Linked DNA regions of Homo sapiens: region 1 is linked to region 2. A link is an interaction called in ENCODE POLR2A ChIA-PET data of the cell type or tissue named here. Cell type or tissue: A673. All regions are shown on one strand. Each heading gives the region's core, and the rest is flanking DNA. Links, peaks and the distances in the headings are about the cores only.

Region 1 (9,903 bases), core at 2,786-5,285, 110 kb after region 2:
TAGATATGACATCTCAAGGGTCGTTTATTCAGTGACAGCAATAACATTAAAAACTACAGCCTTTTAACCTTTTCAATCTGACATCTTTGGTGTCTTGGCTTTGTCCCCATGGTTGCAAGATAGCTGCAGTAGTTTCAGATTTTAAATGCAGACATGGCAACACCCATAGGTATAAGCTTCCCAATAGACCTTCACTCTGACCAACCTTTTCTTTAAAGCCACAAAGAGTTACGATTTACATGTACAGATTTATCTTTACAGCAATAAAAATGTAAATTGGAGTGAAAAATTATTCATTGGCCAATATTTGCCAATTAGGATTTCAAATATGAGTAACTAAGAAAGTTGTACATCAAAAAAAGCAAATAATTAAACTCTAAGTCTTAAGTTAGGAACCAGAATAACCCTAGATATAATTATTGTCCTTTAAATTTTTTTGAGGATACCACATTCATAAAAACGATCAGACTGTTTTGAAAGAAAAATAAGACTTCAAAAATAAAAATACAAATGCAGAAACAAAAAACAGATGGGCCAAAATAGCAGAATGAACACAGCTGAATACGAAATTTCTAAACTAGAAGGCAGAGCCAGTCAAAAAAAAAGTGGAGATTTTTGCAACCCACAGAAATACAAAATTTCAGTATATTTTAAAAAGTGAAAAATAATAGAGATCAGATTTCTTGACTATAATGTGATGATAGTAAGAAATTAACAGCAAAACGGTAGACAGATGAAGATGATCCACTTGGAAAATATAAAAAGAAGACAACTAAAAAGCAAAACTTTGGATAAAGAGGGATTGAAAACTACAATTATAGGCAATTACATGGCGTGCCAGCTATGCTGGCTGTATCTCTGAGACATGTTGATTATTTGCTGAACATACAATAGCAGCATATATGAAAATATGTAAGATTAGGCCAACGCAATATTTAGAAGAAATTATGTTGCCGTAAATACATTAATTAAAAAATAAAAATGATTGAAAGTAAATCAACTATGCATTCAACTCGAGAAAAAGAGAGACAAAACATACCTAAAGATAAGATGGAAGTTACTGAGCTAAGAAGCACGAGAACATGCTCATGGGGTCAGGACTGAATGAGGCTTACTTTGTTATTAAATCTTTCTCACTGAAGTGTCACCTTACAACTTTCTCTGTGCTGCAAGATCCTTTATGCCATAAAAACTTCGTTTTTGAAAGTGACACTTAGCTAAATTTGTCCAGAAATACTGTGAATAGTAATGAAAAGGTAGGTCAGAGTGGGGTAAAATAGAAGCAAATATTTCATCCATGGATGAATGATCACTAGGGAATAAATGTCTACTCAAAACGTACTGTGGGCTCAGAGATGAAGTGTGAGTTGGTCCTATAGATGCCTCACCTATGGTACTTGGCCAAAAAATGAGGGTGGGAATGAATCATACTTAGTGTGAAAACCGATAGAAAATGACAAGAAGCTTGAGATGTCTAATTTCAGGAGTATTACTATGATACCTAAATATAGGTGATTTTAGAATGCTTACCAATAATAACTTGTTTTAGTGTGATCACAGGTCATTGGAGCCTCAACCTCCTGGGCTCAAGCAATCCTCCCACTTCAGTCTCTCGAGTAGGTTGGCCTACAGGCATGTGCCACCATGCCTGGCTATTTTTTTTTTCATTTTTTGTAGAGATGTGGTCTCACTATGTTGCCTAGGCTGATCTCAATGTCCTGGAAGATTTTTAAGTGATCTTTCTGTCTCAGCCTCCCAAAGTGCTGGGATTCCCAGCATGAGCCACTGTGCCCAGCCACAACTTTAGTTTTATAGTACGTATTCATAGTCCTTATTGTTTATAGAATATTATCATTCTTTTTGCACTAGGAATTAGTTCCTGTATGGAAGTTACTATGAAACAAAATTGTGTTCAAAGTAAAGAAAAACATTCAAAAGTCTAAATTATCAGGTGGTAAGGTGGCTTCCTTGGTAGTTGAGAATTTTTCTGTCTCTCAAAACATTAAATAATGGCTAGCAGATCGCTTATAGGAAATGTTAGAGAGGAAAGTTATTTATTGAGTGGGATGGGGAGAGGGGTGACCCCAAATTCCCTTTACATCCTGACATTTTAGGATTTGTGTTTCTGGTGTACCCCACTTACTATATATATATATCAAAGGAGTCTTCTACTAATTAGCTTCCAAATAATTCTGTCTAAGCATAGAAAATAGTTGATCTAGTATATTTTCTAGTCATTCCTAGCCCTTTCAAAGATTCTACAGTTTTAACCAAAAAGAAATAAGTAATGTACATTGCTATGGTTTGAGTTTGTCACCTCTGACACTCATGTTGAAACTTACTCCCCAATGTACCAGTATTAAGAGGTGGGGCCTTTAAGAGGTTATTGAGTTATGTGCACTCTGCCTTCATGAATAGATCAATCCATTCATGGATTAATGAATTAATGGGTTATCACAAGAGTGTATCTGTTATAAAAGCCCATTTAGCAAACTTGGCTCCTCACCATGTGATGCCCTGCATTGTTTTGGAACGTTGCAGAGTCCTACCAGCAAGAAGCCCTTCACCAGATACACTTCCTTGCCCTTGGACTTCCCAACCTCAGAACTGTATGAAATAAATTCCTTTCCTTTACAAATTACCCAGTCTCAGGTATTCAGTTTAGCAACAGAAAATGGACTAAAACAGCATGCCTTTATTCAAATATGGTTGTTCCATATATTCTGGACTTTCCAGCAATAGCATTAAATGGCGTTGTACATTTTGAAGCTGGAACTTCTTTTAAGATATTCTGCTCAGTTTCTGACAATAAATACAACATAATCCTACTCATATTATTCCTGCCTCATCACCAGTGCTTTAAGCATACCAGGTATGAGTGATGTTGCTTTGACTATTATGGCAAAGCCAGCACAATAGATCACATTAACATGGTGACACTATAGGATCATTTACATAAAAACACTTAACATTTGTTGAATATTTTCTACCTACCAGGCATGATTCTAAGTACTTTACATTTGCTGGCTCGTATAATCTTCAAAACAGCACTACGATGTTGATGCCAATTTTATTTTAATTTTACTGGTGGTAAAATTGAGGCAAAGAGAAGTTAATATACTCAAAAGTCACAAAACAAGTGAGAGAGAGAGCGAGCGAGCTCAGATTTAAACTCAGAAAGTTTAAATTCCAATCGCATGCTCTTTTTTATCATTTCTACTTTAGATGATGTAGTCTATACCAGGGAGAAAAAGATTTCAAGAAAAGGAGAGGAAAATAACAAGGGGCAGTGAGATGGAGTGGAGAGAATATTGCACTTGTAGCCAAGACTTTGTATTTCTCGTTTTGACATGCCTCTGTTTAATTTTTAGTGGACCATTTAATGGCTGATCGTCATCTATAAAATGCAAATTGACTGCACGCCTCTTGATTTAATACTCTTTCTTTGTCTCATTCTAGACCTTTCACAAATCAACTTCACATGAATGATCTCATCTAAGTCTGACAGAAATTTTCCAAGAAACTTGAGGTTCAAAATAGTGGAGGCTCCCACCTCCACTGTCCCACCCACTTGGTTGCACAGATGGTAAGGATCTTCGGACTCCAAAGGCAGTGTCTCTTCCTCCTATATTCTGCTGCCCTATTTTATGTATATAAAAGCATTTTTAAACTGTAAAATAACTTTCATAGCTAAAGTGGCATGTAAAGGTGGATTGGTAAGGGTTTCAGCAGAAGAAGGTTGCAAAGAAAGAATAATTCTTGGATTTATTTGGAGGAGCCAGACTAGTTTACATGAAAACCACATGCATTCTTAATTAATTTTGTTTAAATCCCAGAACAAATGCTAAACTGATGGAAGAATATGCTGCTTCTCTGTGCTCCCGTGAATTCCTTATTTTGTAGCATAAAATGATAAATGTTTGAACAGCTGCAATTATAAAGTTAAGAAACCATACAACACACATACACACAAACACACACAAGCACACACTTTTTTTCTGTCCAGGATTGTGGATTGGAACTGTGCCACAGAAAAGAATCCATGGGTGACAAATATATTTTCATTCATTATGCTGAATCCCTTGCATGGCATAACTTTCTCTGTGGGAGGTTTACCTCAAGAATGGCAAAAAAAGAAAAAAAAAAAAAAAGAAAGAAAAAATGTGAACAAACCAGCTTTCTTGATTTATTGTCTTGGAATAGTTTCTGAGATATTGTTCTCCTTCGGGTACAAGCTAAATATTTTTGCAACAATTGAGGATTAATGGGAAGGAGTTGATGGGTGGAGACAGCTCGGCCTTAGTCATTGTACAAATCTTTAGTTTGCATTTTGTCTTTGTATACTTAAGCAGCATGAATAGAAGGGGTTGTTATTTCTTATTTAACTTATTTTAAGCACATGTGCTGTAAATATATACTGTTATGCAGGTAAGCCTGTGTGCCTATTTAATTCGTACGCAGTCATTGTAAACTCTTTTATTGGTTATATATTGGAAATCTGAGAACTCAGTTCTTGGTGTTCTGGGAAGTACATGAAAACTTACAGTGGGCTGAACTTCCTTGTTGTCTGCTGAAAATGAATGAATGGGCCTGAATCTGCTCCTTGCTATTTACTGAGATATACGTAAATCATATAATATCATATGGGATGGAATTAAGAGAATCATAGAATGTCAGATTTGGAAGAGACCTTAGAGCACATTATCACAACTTTATTGGTCAGGGAAACAGAGCCATTGTGGGTATCATGTGAATAAGGGATTTAATATAAAAACTAGACCTCATCCAATATTATAAGAACTGAAAACGTGAAGGTCTAGAGGGGAGTTGGAAACGCCAAGAAAAGTTCACTGGTCATTCAGCCTTTAGGCACTGGTGTGAGCGGGCAAACAGGAGCTTTCATGGAAATCCAAGAAATTTAAGGACTACATAAAATTTGAACAATTGTACTTGTGATATATTGAAACTTCACTAGGTATCAGGCACTATGCTAAGCATCACACATCTTGCGTCTCTTTTTCTTACTGATTTTAAAATTATTTTTCAATTATTTATATATAAATAAATATGGAAATCTATACATAGAAAAACTGAGTGGGAAACACCAAAGACTCTGTAAGAAAAGCCGCGTTGTCATCAGAACAAGGATCCTAGTAGAAAATAGTTTAGGTAGAGTCTTTAGATCATAGCATATTTTTCAGCTTCCTTTTGAAGTTATAAGAATTTCTTTTGGAGAATTAAATGGGAAAGGTAGTGAATGAGCCGAGGGAGCTATAGAAAGCTCCACAGTCAGGCATCTGACAGATCTATAAAGTGAGCCGAATACTGGATATCTGGCATGAATATGGTTCGAGAGTGGGATGGTTTGATTTGTTTTTTCTTCTAGGCTCACCATGACCAACTTCCAGCTCTCAGAAAATTTCAGTATGGTAGAGTGAATGTCCTCAGCTGACAACAGTGCATAGAAGCAAGAGTGGGGACTTCATCAGCATATGGTCCAGGTTAATAGTAACCTGAGCCAGGTATCCCAGAGCTGAAGGATTCTTAGTAGTAATAGCCATTAGCATATCTGTTTCTTGGGTCACACTGCTTAATCTAACTGGTTGCTCTTTACGTCTGTTCAATTGTCATCTGGAATTGCCCTTCAGCATAACCCTGAGGATTCCCCTTACTTGTCCCCTGTGTTAGATCCGCTAGATCCTGTATTGAAGTGAAAGGCAAAATCAGAAGCTTTCTGAGCAATGGTTCATGAACTTTACGTTGTGAACTAAACTAAAATGTTTTCATTATATTATCAGATTTTTAATTAGTCTAGATTAAAATTTTAGGTTTTTCATTATTTAGTTTAAAATTTTGAAGGCATTGCTCAAGCACTGTTTTTTTGAGAACTACAGAGACACTTTGAATCCCAGTCTTACATATGATATCTAATTTTATTTTCTCTTCCTGGAAGGCTGTAAGATTTTTCTCTTTGCATCCTATGTTCTTGTATTTGCTCAATTTGGATGTGTTTTATTCCACTTATATCAGTTAGTATTTATATACTATATACTATATTTATTTATATTTTATAAGTAATTTCCTTTTCTTTCTTTTTTTGTTCTATTTCTAGAGGTCCTCTCACTTATATGTGGGACCTCCTGAACTCATTCTGTAATTTTTAATATTTTTTCCCATGTTCTATTTTCTCAACTTGCTGTTCTATTTTCATCATTTCCTAAACCTGTTTTTTTTTTCCAAATTTTCTATTGAGTTCCTCACCTCTACTATTACATGTTTTTGTACTTTGATTTTGTTATAGCACTTCTTGTTTCATGGCTGGCTGAAATGTTTTTCTTATTTCTCTGAAGATTAAAATTATAGTTTTACTAAAGTTCTTTCTGTTTTCTGTTCACACAAGCTCTGTTCCTTCCAAGTTGTTTTTTATTCTGTGTATTTCTGTCTATATCTTTTATATTAGAGGTGACGTTCGGACATTTGTCCATCCTTGGCAGTTGTCATTTCCTCTTTTTTTTTTTTTTTTTTTGAGATGGAGTCTCACTCTGTCACCAGGCTGGAGTGCAGTGGTGTGATCTTGGCTCACTGCAACCTCCGCCTCCTGGTTCAAGTGATTCTTTTGCCTCAGCCTCCCGAGTACCTGGGACTGCAGGCATGCACCACCATGGCCAGCTAATGTTTGTATTTTTAGCAGAGACGGGGTTTCACCATGTTGGCCAAGATTGTCTCGATCTCTTGACCTCATGATCCACCGGCCTTGGCCTCCCAAAGTGCTGGGATTCCAAGTGTGAGCCACCTCTCTCAGCCCATTTCCTCTAATGAATCAGATCCAAAAGTGGATTAAATTCTCTGAGTGCTTGGCTTGGCTTGTTACCCGTAAGGAGACTTGCTTGAATTCTTGATATGATGTTAGTCTTTCTCCTTAGACTGGTAAGGTTGAAAGAAAAGTCTCTTCCAATATTGTCCTTGTATATTTGTGTCTTAAAACATCTCTTTAGTGGTTTTAAATGTGTGTGTGTGTGTTTGTGTGTGTGTGTGTGTTTAAGGGAGAAATGTGATAAAAGGGCTTTTAATTTTTTTGGAAACTAGGATGTCCCTATTATCTTACTAAGCCTCAGAGCAAATAACAAATTAAGATGGGGGAGACTAGTGGGAAGTGTTTTCTTTTCCTCATGGAAATGAGTTTAAAGGGTTTTATGACTTGTCCATGTTCTCACAACTGTTGAGTGGATAAATAAGAATCTGAATGTGGGGAAGGTGGATTTTATAGACACTGACTAAAGAAGATGTGTGCCCTGGGGACAAAATAAAGCCTAGATAATAGCTTCCCTGACAGTTTGTGAGGATCTGACAGTTTTTGGTCTATATAAATGAAGAAGGAATCAATAAAAGAGGTATATCAAATTATATAATCAAGTAAGCAATATTACTTGATTATATAATTTTTGAGTAAAGATTTTAGTCTCTTTAACCAGAGAAGCTTGTTCAAAATCTGTTAGTTCTACTTCAAAAATTAACTTCAAGTCTGTGCATTCCTCTCCAACTCCACTGCTACCTTTCTAGTCTTCAAATAATCACTAGTATTCTCTTGGCTTATCACAATAAACCTCCTACCTGATGATCTCACCTCCATTCTTCATCTCTTCTTACAAATAATGCATATGGAACTGAGAAGAGTCTTTTCTAAAATTTATATCATCCCCTTTCCTGGCTTAAGATGTTTTAAAGTTTTTCTATAACAGTAAAAGGTAAAATATAATTCCTCAGCATGGTCCATAAGTCCAGAATAGGCTGATGTTTATCCACTTTTTCAACATCAGCTTTTGCTTCACTCACTATGTTCCAATCATAATTGTTTTATTTCATTTGAAAAAGTGCTGAGAGATTTCCTGCTTTAAGGATTTTGCTTATGCTATTCTCTCTGCCAGGGATGCTCTTCCTACTACTGCCAATTGATTGACACTTCATAATTATTCTTCAGAACTTAAATTCCTTTTTTAAGAGTCTGGCATAATCTACTCCCTGGGTGAATTATATTCTTTGTTTCTTTTAATGTTTCAGATTATCTACATGTAATAGCTAAACTATCAGAAAAGAATCTGGAGAATCTGAAAAGTCATTCTTTTCATTGTGTGTGTTTGTACTTTTCCAATCACAATGTCAGAAGCATGTTATCAGATGAGAATGTGCTTTTAATTTGCAAAGTAAGGTTTTAACCCACTTTGTGTGAGATAGTGAAGTGTACTGAAACAGCATTGGGGGCTTGGGCTTTGCTGCTAAGTTGAGGAGTCACCATAGACAAATTAAATTGCTTCCATGGACTTCATTTCCTCTATCTCTGAGGTACAAAGATTGGATGGAGACAATTCCTATAGACCTTTCTGGCTTACTATTCCAATGGTGCTCTATGCTAAAACTTGGCTTTCAAATGATTTTCCAATACAGGCATACCTTATGGATACTAGCAATTCAGTTCCAGACCACCGCAATGAAGTGAATTTTGCAATAAAGTGAGCCACACAAAAATTTGGGTTTTCTTGTGCATATAAATATTATGTTTATGACATACTATAGTCTATTAAGTGTGCAATAGCGTTATGTCAACAAAACAATGTACATACATCTTATATAAAAATACTCTTGCTAAAAAATGCTAACCGTCAACCTGGACCTTCAGCAGGTCCTAATCTTTTTGTTGGTGTAAGATCGTACGTCGATGTTAATGGTTGCTGACTGATCAGAGTGCTGGTTGCTGAAGGTTGGGGAGGCTGTGAGGATTTCTTAAAATAAAACAATAATAAAGTTTGTTCCATTGATTGACTCAAGAACATTCTTGTCACAAAAGATTTCTCTGTAGTGTGTGATGCTGTAAAACTTCTCTCAAAATTGAAGTTAGTCCTCCAAACCCTGCCACTGCTTTATCAACTACGTTTATGTAATATTCTAAATCCTTTGCTGTCATTTCACAATATTTACAGCATGTCCACCAGGAGTAGATTCCATCTTTAAAAAACAAAACACTCTTTTTGGCTCATTCATAAGAAGAAACTCTTCACCCATTCAAGTTCTATCATGAACTTGCAGCAATAGAGTCACATCTTCGGAGTAGATTTAGCATACTTCTTATGGACCCTAGGATTTTCAGAATGGCAAATGAGATTTGGCTTCAACTTAGTTACCATCTGCATTAGCCCCTAACAAGAGAGTCAGCTTATCCTTGGAGGCTTTGAAACTAGGAATTGACTTCTGCTCTTGATGAAAGTTCTAGATGGCGTCTTCTCCCAACATGAGGTTGTTTTAAGTACACTAAAAATCTTCAGAAGACCCGGTTAATGGGAGCCACTATCCGGGTCTTCTACGGCCTGTGCTGGCTCTGGGATCTCAGCACAGGTCTTTTGCTCTTCCTCCTCTTGAGCAGCCATGGCTGCCAGGAAGACCCAGAACCCCAAGGCTGAGGTGGCCCAAGTGCAGGTGGTTTTGGTGCTCAACATCAGTGTGGTGCAGGGGCTACAGGACATACTGAGGACCAACCTGGGACCCAAGGGCGTCATGAGGATGCCTGTTTCTGTGCTGGACACATCAAGCTTACTAAAGACAGCCATGTGCCACTTCACAAAATGCAAATTCACGAAATGCAAATGCTATTAAATGCATTCTTAATAGCAAAAGTAGCAACAGCTCAGGATGATATAACGGGTGATGGTATGACTTACAATGTCCTAATAATTAGAGAGCTACTGAAACAGGCCAACCTCTACATTTCTGAAGGCCTTCATCCCAGAATAATCACTGAAGGATTTGAGGTTGAAAGGTAAGGGCCCTTCAGTTCTTGGAACAAGTCAAATTAAGCAGAGAGATGCACATAGAAACACTTAAGAGATGTGGCCAGAACATCTCTTTGTACTA
Region 2 (2,500 bases), core at 1-2,500:
TTTAATGTTGCTAGCCAACTTAACCAGTTTGCTCTTACCTTCAGTTCTCTCTTTATCTCAGTCCCAGGTTAATATTTCCTGAGGACCCAAGCATACCACTAGAAAAACAAACTTTAGCAAAACTACCAAAATTAACGTCAAACCAGCGTTCCTGTTTGACTTAGTCTCTAGCCTCAGGCTTAGATAGGACTACTAGCACACGCAGATGGGACAGTTTCTAAGTGGCCTGATCCGCATTGGTTTCTAGTTTGGAATGTAAAAGGGGACTGGTTCTGGTCTCAGCCAAATCTCAAGACTCTCACCTCCACCCTCCGCCCTGTTTACAGTAATAGAATTAATATAAAATGTAGCACAATATAATATAATAGCATTTAATATTATTATGCTTCTGTTTAGAAACCTGTTATGACAATTGGTTGATTTCATTCAGTTAACTCTATTTCTATGTCTTTCTTTTGTGAAGATTGTTAATTTTCTGATGGGAATTTTCTGATACAGGTTCAGCTAATACGTACTGAGCTCGTTTTGCATGCTAGGACTTTTAACTCTCACACAGCACTGTAAGATAGGCAGGGTGTACATGCAGAGACTAGTTTAAGAGAAGCATTTTGTCCAAGGCCATATGGCAACTAAGTGGCACATGGAAAATAATTAACTATGGAAAGTAATTCCACTTTAGGTCTCCTAAAATTCAAATCTTTGCTCTTTCTTTTCTATACCTGAGTTTCCTGATTTTTTATACTTATATGTCTGTCTACCCCAGCACCTAGCATAGTGCTTTGCGCATAGCAGGTTCTCAATAAATATTTAATGAATACAAATATATGAAGAGCTTTTCTGTGGAAAATATTCTGCTTTGAATGTGTGAGGATACATTTGGGACAAACATCCTAGCTCTATAGTCAGGCAGCTTTTTTTTTTTGTGCTACCACTCAGGCAAAAGTAAGTCAATTAATCTCTCTGTCTCCGTTTCCTGGCATGTAATGTGGGAATGGGCATGAAAGCCCTAGAGTGTGTTGTGAGATTAATTAGTTAAAACGTATACCCTGCTATATAAATGCTAATTGCTGTCAGGAGCGTGGGTTGGATCTTCCAGTGACTTGGCTTTGCAAAGCTTTGCACATTTCCATTAGTCCTCTGTGCCACCAAGTCTCAGCCTTAAGAAACCCTTTTGGCTGAGAGGAATGATGACTTTGTGGTTCTCCCATGTTGAGAGGCCAATTTAGAGAGGACTTCCACTGTGGAGTAAACTGAATAAGAAGGGACATTATAAACAAAAAAGGAATTCTTGTGCTAGTAATTTGCTAAATTCCCTTTGCTGTTATTAGAGACAAATGTATTTGCATAACAGCCTTTTCCTGTCTTTTCTGAGGCTGGTGCCTGCAGTGAATCATATAATTAATTTGGTATTACATGACACTCCAGCCTGTTGCCATAGATTTTATTTTTATTTGTTCATTGAATAATATAAAAAGCTCTGACAAAATGCGCTCAGGTGGCTGTCTAGAGAACTTAAAAACTCACAGAACTAATTTCAAATGGGCAAATATCCCAAAGAAAAAGCTCAATAATAATAATGTTTATGAATGCTAATACATATATTTTCAGGCTCTGTGGTACAGGAGGCTGACTCACTTTACACACATATTCATTTGGTCCATGAAACATCATGTAAGGGAGATACATGGCAGGTATAATTATTTCCTTTCCCTTTAAAAATGTATTGAATTTAATTGAAGACATATTAAGCCGATGGATTGGGCCAGAAATCTTGGTGATTGACTTGTATTCAAATTTTAGTATGTAAGGAACAAATGCTTTTTTAAAAAGTGTCTGGTCTTGATTTATTAACTTATGTTATGAAAGGAAAATTCTACCTTCCTTTTTTTGTTAATCAAGATAGGCAGTACTAGTTGCTATCACAAATCTCAGTGACTTAAGACAATAGAGATTTATTTTTCACTCATGTCACAGCCGCTTGAAAGTCAAGTGGCATTCCTGAACAGCTCTGCTCTGAGCAGTGGCAGGAATCCAGATTCCTCCCATCCTGTGATGCTACCTTTTCAACAGTTTCTGGACTTCAGGGCCTCCATTTCAGGGAAAGAGAGCATCAGAGATTATGCTGGGGATTTCAGGCTCTACAGCATTTCTGCCCACATTTCACTGGCCAGAGGAAATTCACATGGCCCCAACCCAATTACCAAAGAGAAGTAGTTTTCACATGAGTCAAGGAGAACAGAATTAATGAGCATATAGACAGTCTCTACCATAGTCTGTTCTCGTGATCACTAAAAATCCATTTTATAATTCCTCCTAAATTGGTCTGAGTATATGCTTGCCGTTAAAATGTTATGTTAGCTCTCCTTTTTTATTTCCTCTTTCCCAATCGGCATTCTCCTACTTTACAAAAGAAAAATCTACATGTCGCTCATCATCTATCTTACTATTAATTATTGCCCAGGGCTATAAAGATTTTCAGGGTCTAACATGACACTTATTT

The links. Peaks named below come from ENCODE experiments on the same cell type or tissue, not always from the same donor. Only the 100,000 strongest peaks of a DNase experiment are listed, where the experiment ranks them.
Region 1: POLR2A ChIA-PET joins it to region 2 with 5 read pairs; 2 of 35 experiments call an interaction of 5 or more read pairs at or near these places.

The regions. Positions count from the first base shown.
Region 1 is chr3:190,705,394-190,715,296 of GRCh38, forward strand. It overlaps the pseudogene CCT6P4. Among named protein-coding and RNA genes, the nearest start is that of LINC02013, 11 kb to the left of the region's middle. In A673, for the core only: no CTCF peak of the experiment used is centred there; a DNase peak (open chromatin) is centred at 4,198; H3K4me3 peaks cover 659 bases; H3K27ac peaks cover 1,217 bases.
Region 2 is chr3:190,595,443-190,597,942 of GRCh38, forward strand. The region is part of intron 3 of IL1RAP (interleukin 1 receptor accessory protein); the gene reads left to right. Among named protein-coding and RNA genes, the nearest start is that of IL1RAP, 83 kb to the left of the region's middle. In A673, for the core only: no CTCF peak of the experiment used is centred there; DNase peaks (open chromatin) are centred at 1,099 and 2,039; H3K4me3 peaks cover 1,526 bases; H3K27ac peaks cover 2,500 bases.